Regions from separate parts of the Homo sapiens genome. Here region 1 is linked to region 2. A link is a contact called in ENCODE Hi-C or POLR2A ChIA-PET data. All regions are on one chromosome and are shown on one strand. The core of a region is the stretch at or near the end of the contact, and the rest is flanking DNA. Distances in the headings are between cores, read along the strand shown.

Evidence for each region. A loop is a pair of places that touch in the nucleus more often than their neighbours do. ChIA-PET counts read pairs that join two places held with the same protein, here RNA polymerase II (POLR2A). Pooled maps may share reads with other maps.
Region 1: a map of OCI-LY7 shows a loop between it and region 2 (2.4-fold over the local background). The contact joins two enhancer-like sites. A Hi-C loop is called at or near these places in 2 of 168 maps with a recorded cell type or tissue (OCI-LY7 and naive thymus-derived CD4-positive, alpha-beta T cell), 2 of 37 single-sample maps with no recorded cell type and 10 of 50 pooled maps. POLR2A ChIA-PET finds 5 or more read pairs at or near these places in 2 of 52 experiments (OCI-LY7 and activated T-cell).

Annotation. Positions count from the first base shown.
Region 1 is chr1:76,152,107-76,156,568 of GRCh38, forward strand. All of the region lies in intron 1 of ST6GALNAC3 (ST6 N-acetylgalactosaminide alpha-2,6-sialyltransferase 3), which reads left to right. Among named protein-coding and RNA genes, the nearest start is that of ST6GALNAC3, 80 kb to the left of the region's middle. RefSeq lists a silencer at 2,175-2,284. Within about 2 kb of position 2,730, at least 19 of the 41 ENCODE cell types and tissues checked have a DNase peak (open chromatin) inside an H3K27ac peak, as active enhancers do.
Region 2 is chr1:76,422,543-76,427,398 of GRCh38, forward strand. All of the region lies in intron 3 of ST6GALNAC3 (ST6 N-acetylgalactosaminide alpha-2,6-sialyltransferase 3), which reads left to right. Among named protein-coding and RNA genes, the nearest start is that of ST6GALNAC3, 350 kb to the left of the region's middle. RefSeq lists an enhancer at 3,067-3,306. Within about 2 kb of position 2,734, at least 4 of the 41 ENCODE cell types and tissues checked have a DNase peak (open chromatin) inside an H3K27ac peak, as active enhancers do.

The DNA.
Region 1 (4,462 bases), core at 1,480-3,979, 270 kb before region 2:
CTATTTGGGAGCCAGAGAAAAAGCAAAAGAATGGCTGAGCGTGTAAATAAAGTCTCCTAGGAAGATCATATTTTTGAAGGTATTTATTATTCATATCTTTTTGTCATTGTCGTGTTGTAAGTGTTTACCTGGGCTTCTAGCTTTTTGCTTTTCCAAGGACACTGCTGATCCATCCTAGAAGAAGCTGACAGCCACCACCTTGACACTGGCTTATTGCTGTCCAGGTTATTTAAGATGCGGAGGAAATCTTATCACAGAGAAGCAGCTTCTAAACATGTCCTGCCAGGTGGGTGATGAGGTAAAGACTGCCCAGGCGGCCTTGTGCACACCACATACTTGTGGAGCCACTTTGATGAAAGGGTCTGGATTATTTGCAAAGTCTTGTGCTAGGTGAAGGTGGGCTCTTTCTTAAATTCTGAAATGCCCACGAGTCTTTGGTAATGTTCATAGTGAAGCATCTGAGCTGAGCCTGAGGCTTCCCAGGAGGCTGTGCCAAGGACAAAACACACTGAGGATGTTGACCATGGCCTCCTGACAGAATGAAAGGCCCCCACAGTTTCAATTTAAACCGTAAACATTTAAATAGAAAATGAAGTGCTGGTGTATGACTCTGAACTTGTGAGACTAGCTGAAAACACCATTTTGACCGTTGGGCAGAGATTTCCCATCATGGGATCAGCCATAGACCATATCCACTGGGAACATGGAGAAAAGGTTTAGAGGTTCCACCAACATTTTCCTTAATTCTTAGATGCCTTTTGGTGGTTGAATTCTGTCCTTATTTTCTTATTTCCTGAAGCCCAAAATATAAGCTCTATAATGTGGTCATTCATAAACCTTTAGGGATATTCCTATTGGAAAATGTTGTGCAAGTCTTATTTTAGAGTTCCCAGAAGGGAATTACCGGACCTTAAGATATGCACGTTTTGAAGATATTGGATACAACTGGTCTCCAGAAGTGGGAAGACCATTTTTGCTCCTTTTAATAGTGGTGTCTGGTGTCTCTTTCCTCAGATATTCAGTAATGGATATGTCATGCTTTTTCATTTTGCCCTTCTGATAGGTGGAAAATGACGTAACATCCTTAATTTAAGTTACATTTTTTGGATGCCATTGTGAATTTTTTTTCCCCTATAGCTATTGCCTATTTGCATACCCTCTGAAGTTGCCCGTTCTTGAAGGACACTGATAATGTTCTCCTCCCCTGCCCTTTCCTTTTTGTTGCCAGAATAACCTAATCTAAACCAGAAACTCCATCTTTTCTTCCCCAGGGCTCCTATAGACCCATAGGCGGCTAGAGTGTACCTGTGAGCCTCTGGGGAGATGTCTCACCGCCAGAGAGCTGTCCCCAACTCAGGACCTCACCTGCCTGTGCGTGCGAAATTACACCTGAGATGGAGTGGCTGTGTCCAGCTAACAAAGCCGTTTGGGGAGGGGATTTCAAGCATGGCTATTCCTTGTTCACTTTAATAAAACATGGCATGAATTCAGGCAAAGGGACTTACTCCTTACTCCCTCACCTCAGATTTTTCTGTGTTTTGCTGTTGGTATAACTTGTCCTGTGTTGCTAAGTTTTAAACATATCTATATTTTGTTTAAAACACTAACCATGGCTTTGTTTGAGTGGCTTATTTTTATGTCCTAAGGAGTTGACCTAGACAGGGAACAGTTAGTCATATTCTGTTTCAGGCCAATGCCTCTGAGCCCCTTCCCTTCTCGTTTTTCTCTGTCTGAAATGATGCTCTTGGCTGGCCCCATTTTGCTGTTTGTCCAAACGGGCGCCCCTCAGCAATGGGCAACTTTCTCCATTTTGGTGTCTTATCTAAGACCTTGCCCACTGGCTTAAAGAGTTGGCTTGGGTTCCGTCACAGTGATGAGTTGCCTGTCCCGCCGTCTGTAGTCGGGAGGGCTTTTTCCGTGATGAGAATGAGCTGCAAACTCAGGCAAACACTGATCAGGAGAGACATGAAACCCAACCTGGCCCAGTCGGCTTAAAAATAGTCCAGTCATTTCACCCCTGGAATTTTCTCTTGCTTATGTGGGTGGACAATTCTCTTGGAACACCACCAAGATCATGAGGAGGAGAAAACAGAGCAGGCACCAACCACATGAATCCAACCCAGGCTGACCCCGTAGCCGGTGGTGCATTGGCCCTCACAGGTTTGCACCCTGCATGCAGGGCCCTTTCTCCCCCACGAGAGGGCGCTCTCGTCACTCTTAAAGCAATCGTACTGGGGAACACTCAGGTTGTTTCTTAGTGAAGTCCCCGAAGAGCACTGCATTTAAGCTGCTACTTTGTGTCTCAGCTTCTACTTTCAAGGTTTGTTATGAATGTAAAGACATTCTCCAACTCAAGCAAGTGTGGGCAATATTAGTGTCTGGAAACGCCTGTTGCAAATGAAGCACAGCCACTGCTTGTTTGTGTTTCGTTAGTGAAACGTGATTGTAACCCAGGGTTTTTGACGCTCACAGAAGCATCCGCCTTGGTAATGCTGTACATCCAGGCTGCTCTTCTTTGTCCCTAACCTGGTTGCAATGTGGCCGTAGCATGCTTGTGTTGACATCTGACAGGAGATGAGGACTTGACTTCCTGGGCTGATCTTGCTTATTTTGGGGAGAGCAGGAGTGCCCGTGGTTAGTGTGGATCAGCCTGACAGGAGATTTTCTATTGAGGGAGGATTTAAGACTGCATGCAGGCAAGGGAAATACAAGCCATATTTCACCAGCTCAATACACCAGGGAGCGCTACCATTTAACGAAAACCACCATTCTGACTTCCGGGTTTTTAGGTCATCTGGCAGCCACTGGGTGGGGTCAGTTTCTTGGCCCTTGATTAGAAGTTCCTTCTGATTACAAAACACCTCTTGATTGAAATCTTTGCATTTTCTTTGCATTTGCATTTCCACCAATCTTTTTATTTTTTATTTTTTTTGCCTTGGAGGATGTGTGTATGTGAGGGTGACCTTCTCTTTATTTGTGGGAATCGGGGAGTGCCCTCCTCCCTACAAAGTCACTATAAAGCTACGGGCTTTGCTGCCCTTGGTACAGGGTCTAGAAGTGGTTGTTGGGTGGTGACCAGCACAGTGACAGTTTATTTCCTGGACCTTTGAACCTAAATTCCCACAGGAAGAACATAAAGGACTCAGCAAATCTTGCCCCCCGACCCCCGTCTCCTCCATGCGCCTACACTGGAGCCATGAGTACTACTGCTACCGTCACTACAGCCAAATTATTATAGAGAATTACTATGTGCCAGGCATGGGTAATTTTTGGTTGTTTTAATCAACTTTGTTTCAAACAGCTTTAGATTTGCAGAAAAACTATGAATATAGCAAGAGTTCCCCCACTTTCTCCTTTTTTTATTTATTTTATTTTATTTTTTTGAGACGGAGTCTCTGTCGTCCAGGCTGGAGTGCGGTGGCGCAATCTCGGCTCACTGCAAGCTCCGCCTCCCGGGTTCATGCCATTCTCCTGCCTCAGCCTCCCGAATAGCTGGGACGACAGGCGCCCGCCACTACGCCTGGCTAATTTTTTTTTTTTTTTAATATTTTTAGTAGAGACAGGGTTTCACCGTGTTAGCTAGGATGGTCTCGATCTCCTGACCTCGTGATCCACCTGCCTTGGCCTCCCAAAGTGCTGGGATTACAGGTGTGAGCCACCGCGCCCGGCCTCCTATTTTTAACATATAGTTTCTCCTGTTGTTGTTGTTTTAATCATATTAGCATAACACATTTGTTACAATTAGTGAAGGAATATTGATACATTATTATTAACTGAAGCCAATACTTTATTCGGATTTCCTTTATTTTGACCTAGTGTCCTTTTTCTGCTCCGGGAGCCTACCCAGGATACCGCCTTACCTTAGTTGTCATGTCTTCTTAAGATCCTGCTGGCGGTAGTGGTTTCTCAGACTTTAAACTTGTTTTTAATGACCTTGACAGTTTTGAGGAGTACTGCTCAGGAGTTTAGTAGAAGGTTCCTCTTTTGGAATTTGTCTAAGGTTTTCTAATAATTAGACTGGGGTTATGGGTTTTTGAGAGGAAGAAGGCAGAGAGAAAATGCCATTCTTATCACATCATATTCAGGGTACATATTATTAACATGATTTAACGTTGTAGATGTTGAACGTCATCACCTCGCTGAGACGGTGTTTGTCAGGTTTCTTCTCGTAAAGTTACTGTCCCCTCTCCTTTTTTTATACTGTACTATCACAAGAAAGTGACCACGTGTAGTCCACACTTAAGGAGGGGGAGTTATATTCCACCCTCAGAGAGCACAGTACCTATAAACATTTTTGAAATTTCTCTGCACAGAAAATTTCTCTCTTCTTCCCCATTTATTTACGTATTCAATTGTTTATTTCTATCAATATGGACTCATAGAGATTTATTCCATACTTTGAGTTATAATCAAATAGTATACTACTAGATTTTGTTTGGTTTTTTTTTTGCCTCTGGGAGCT
Region 2 (4,856 bases), core at 1,484-3,983:
ACAGCGGTTCTCAAACGTGAGCTTGCATCAGAATTACAAGGGGTGCTGATTAAAACACAGATTGCTGGGCTCATTCCTGGACTTTCTGGGTTGGTATGCTTGGATTGAGGCCCAAGAGTTTGCATTTCTAACAGAATTCCAGGCAATGTTGCTGCTGGTCCTGGGATCACACTTCAAGAACTACCGTGATAAAGAATTCTAAGATATCAAGTCACATTCAATTATTTTGAACATTTGGTCCTATAATCTTTATTCTATTGGCATATTGTTGCACGAACATCTAGCACTATTTTTGTTATGATATTTTTCACGGCGAGGAGTTTTTTAACCTCCTGTGAAAGTCCTACTGCAACTCTGTCATTTTATTCTTCACTTTCTTAAGATCTTGCTCCTCTGTAATTATACCAGATGGTGCTGCTCAGTAGCTTATAAGGGAGTGATGCTTCATCATTCTAGACAGAGAGACAAATCACTCTGTTCTCTGACTTTTGAATCAAGAATCAACATTTGTGTGTATGTTCAACCTGCTATTTGCTTTGCAATTTTGCTCATTAGGTATTTATTACCCTGACAGTGTATGAGTTAGTCATTTTCCTTCTGCCGTGTAGTTCAGATTAGCACTGTTTGACAACTGCCATCATCACAGCATTACCTCCAATAATATGTAATTTCTTTTTTGCCTATGTTATCTGGGTGAGGTAGTTATCTAGGAAGTATATCTACAAACGGAAGATCACAAACAGCATTCAGTTCTCTGACTTATCATGTTAGAAATGGATAACTAGGGCCATTTCCTTGGAGTTTCTAGCCCTGCGATTGGCATTGCTGAAAAGAAAGGAATATTATGACCAAAGCCAAGCGTTCTTTTTCATTTATTGTATGCTTTTTTTATGAAGAAGGTGGTATGAGGGAAGCATACAATTTAATGAGAAGCATTGAAAAAGAACAGAAACATTTATTAAGCTCTACTGGCAAAATGGATAGGCAACCCTTTACAGAAACATGGAAACCATGCAGAGCAGAGAACTGGTTAAAATTTAGAATGTGGAAAACAGTCTTATCTGAGATATTCAACAATTGGAGCAAAAACATATTTTCTTTTTCTTTATAATCTTCACTAAAAGGAGAACTAAAGTTATTACTAGATAACTCATGCAAAGGCACTATTACAGGCATGTAATAACATTCTTCTGACGTGAATAGGTTGTTTATTCTCTCCTAAAATACTTCTCTACACAGTTTTAATATTAAACTTATGAAATTTTCTTGAACTTTTGTTGATTGGAGGGTAGTAGAGAGAGAAGGGGATATAGTTGGGAGCTTTTGGGAAGGATTGTCAATCTATCTTAATTCTTCTAGTTGATAGTAGATTTTTGACCATTAAATCTTTACTAACAAAGGTGTTAATATCCTCGTAATGAAATGAGTGTCCTACACTACATCAGCTGTATCATTGTGGAGGTACAAAAGCTCCGAAGGTAAATGCAAAACAAAGAATGGTTGCTATTCCAAGGTGACTTTTTCATGACATGTTCTATATTTCTGATATGTCTTCTAGTCTTAACCTGTGAGTTCATAGCAAACACAGTTGGTTTTATTTAGGAGTGCATTAAATTTTATTCCATTGAGCAAATTTCACTTTTGCTTCATAGTGATTGTAATTAATTTGCTCTTTATCTTCTCTTTATCTTTACTTCACTCATTACTCATCTGACAGCTCGCCATCCCATCTTAATTGGGAGAGAAGACCCTTCCAAAAGTGAACCATTGGCAGTTCTGTCATCTGGAAAGAGATACATAAAATGTGTTAAGAAACAGAAATGACTATATAACTGGTTCATCATATTTCCTTAGCAGGTGGATTCTTGGTGGGCAAAGATCATGTTCCTGGTGCTTTTGCTGCCAAGCACATTGTGGGTGTTCAATAAATATTAAATAATAAGAAGAGTTTCCTAATTAAGATGAACATTTTTCTCTATTAAGCAGATGGTGCTCAATAGGAGTAACCCATTATTTATAAGTATGACACAAGGTGCTGGCAATTGTTGAGGAAATGTGGCTCTCACTTCAGATGCTGATTATATGTTAAAGCAAACTTTTGTGACAAACAGCTTGGTCGATATTAGTTAATGTTTGTGATTAAAACTGTTACTAAAGATGGACTTGTGTATGTAGGTCTGTAATTCTGCTGTTTTGATTCTTAATATTGGCTTCACCTATTCAAGTATTTCTGGCTATTTGATGCAAGGCAAGTTTGGGCAAATCAGTGTATACCTGATTTTACCCCATAGGTTCACCATTTGATTTGAATTCTCATCCTTGTCTGATTTCTAAAGAGATTTTTGTTTTGAGTCCTTTGAGTCTCTTTGTGGTTGCTAAAGCTAGATGTGAACACCTCCGTGATATTTGCAATGCTTATATTCGTAGCTGAAATCTCAGTGGAACTAAGGAGAGTTAATTAGGCATTCCCAAAAATACACATCGTTTTATGATTTTGCAGATCACCCCGATGAAAATAACAGTTTAATTTTGTCAAGTCATGTAAATTATAGTGAGAGGGATGATGAGAGTTCTCAGCTCTTTGGAGAAGTTAATTTTGTTGTCAGCACATCCACATTTCAAAAATCACAAACTAGAGGCAGAACTTTTCAGTGCCAGTGAGATTTGGTGATCAGATACTGTTTTCATTTCTAATGTCTGCCTTCTGTATAGCGCCTATGCAAATAGGGGCTTTCAAGGATGCAAAAGTAGCAACTTCCCCTATTAGGAGCGTAACTAGCAGCTGCTGTGTTTCTCATAAAAGAGAAAACATCCTGTTTACTAACATACAACCATACGCCCTCACCCGCGTACACTCACACCAAGCTCTTTTTTTAAGGCAGAGCTTTTATTTTGGTTTGAGATAGGCAGCACAGAAATGCAGTCTTTTACAAACATTCCTTGAGCACATATCCCCTGGGTGCTAAGTAGGTGTCAGTCATTGTTCTAGATGTGGGGAATCCACTGATACTTGAAACACATTCTCTAATTTTACTGGGAACTCGTCGGAACTTCTGACATTCATTGGCAAGTTCTTTGCATCTGGTCTCACCTCCTTATTTTTAATATTTATAAACCATGTTCATCAGGATGTCAGTAGAGAAGAAATGAAAGTAGCTGAGAAACCTTGCCGAGAGAGACCAAATCTCAAAGTGAACTAAAAATGTCTTGACCACAAGGATAGAAAGTGAACTAAGATATGTTCTTGAGGCAGCAAAAATAAGTATTGTGCCAAAATCCAGGCTTTACCTCAGTGTCAGATAATCAATGGACTAGAGATTTCACTGTGTTGCCCACAGCCCTGTTAAGAAATCAAGACCATGTGCTTTGTCTATAATCCTGGAGTCAGCCCAGAAGATGAGCTCATAAATATGTTAGCTTAAGTAAAGTTTATGATAATATAGACGATGAATCATCTTCCTGTTTTGAAAAGCATATATTCTATAACTCAGGATTTCTGGAGTCCCTCCAGAAATCTACATGACTTTTGCCCCATTTTCTTTAGGTCTTGATTCAAATGTCGCCTTATAAGAGAGCCCTTTTTTGACAACACTCTCCCACCCCCAACTCTCCCTTTTCTGCTTTTCAAACTCTATTTTCCTTTATGTTACTTGTTATGGCCTGATATGTGTTTGCTATTTTCTGTCTTCCCTTATTAGACTGTAAGCACCATGAGGGCATAACTTGTTGTTTACCTCTCTGCCCCCTCAAATAGCATCTGACACACATAGGTGACACTACCCAGTTGTTGAGTGGGTAACATGAGGTTGTTTGGGATTGTTAGTTCATTATCCTAGGCCTACACAGGGTCAGCATCACCAATATCGCTGTCTTCCACCTTCACATCTTGTCTCACTGGAAGATCTTCAGAGACAACAACATGCATGGAGCTGTCATCTCCTATGATAGCAATGCCTTCTTGTGGAATACTGCCTGAAAGACCTGCCTGCAGCTGTTTTACAGATATATATATATATATCTGTACATATATATATATATAGGGAGAGAGAGAAAGAGAGAGAGAGAATGCCCTCTAAAATAATGATGAAAAATAAAGTAAATACATAAGCCTAGTAACATAGTTGTTTATTATCATTATCAAGTATTATATACTGTACATAATTGTATGTGTTATACTTTTATATGGCTGGACATGCAGTAGTTTACCTAAACCAGCATCACCACAAACACATGAGTAATGCGTTGTACTATGATGCTATGACAGTTACGACATCAGTTGGCTATAGGAATTTTTCAGCTCCGTTTATAATCCTATGAGACCATGGTCATATATGCGGCTCATCTCTGACTGAAATGTCACTGTGTGGCACATGATTGTTTAACTTTCATGAGAGATTCTGATAACCAGGGGAACATTGAGGTGATATAATTTAATCCAAAAAAGTAGATGTTTCAAATAAGATTTTGTATTGGGTAAATAAATGATTACTGTTTGGCTTTTTGGAATTTCATGCATAGCTCAAGAATCTCTGTTGCCAACTTCATGGTCTCCTTAGTGGTACAGAGATCTCAGCAAAGAAACTCAGAAGTGAGCACAACACACTTATTTAATGGGTAAGGAAACCTAAGACCAGGGCAAATCTAGTGACTTTCTCAAGTCCCACCTCTTGTAGTGAAACTTCATTCATGGGGTCTTATGAATCCTAGGCTAGTGTCATGTTTACTGGCTCACAAGGACTGCCACCATTGAATTGAGCACCAGGTTGAGTATTTCTCAAATGTGCTCTGGGGACCATCTGCTTCAGAATCTTCTGGAGGGTTCTGCTAGAAACATAGCCTCTCAGCCCTGTGGATTC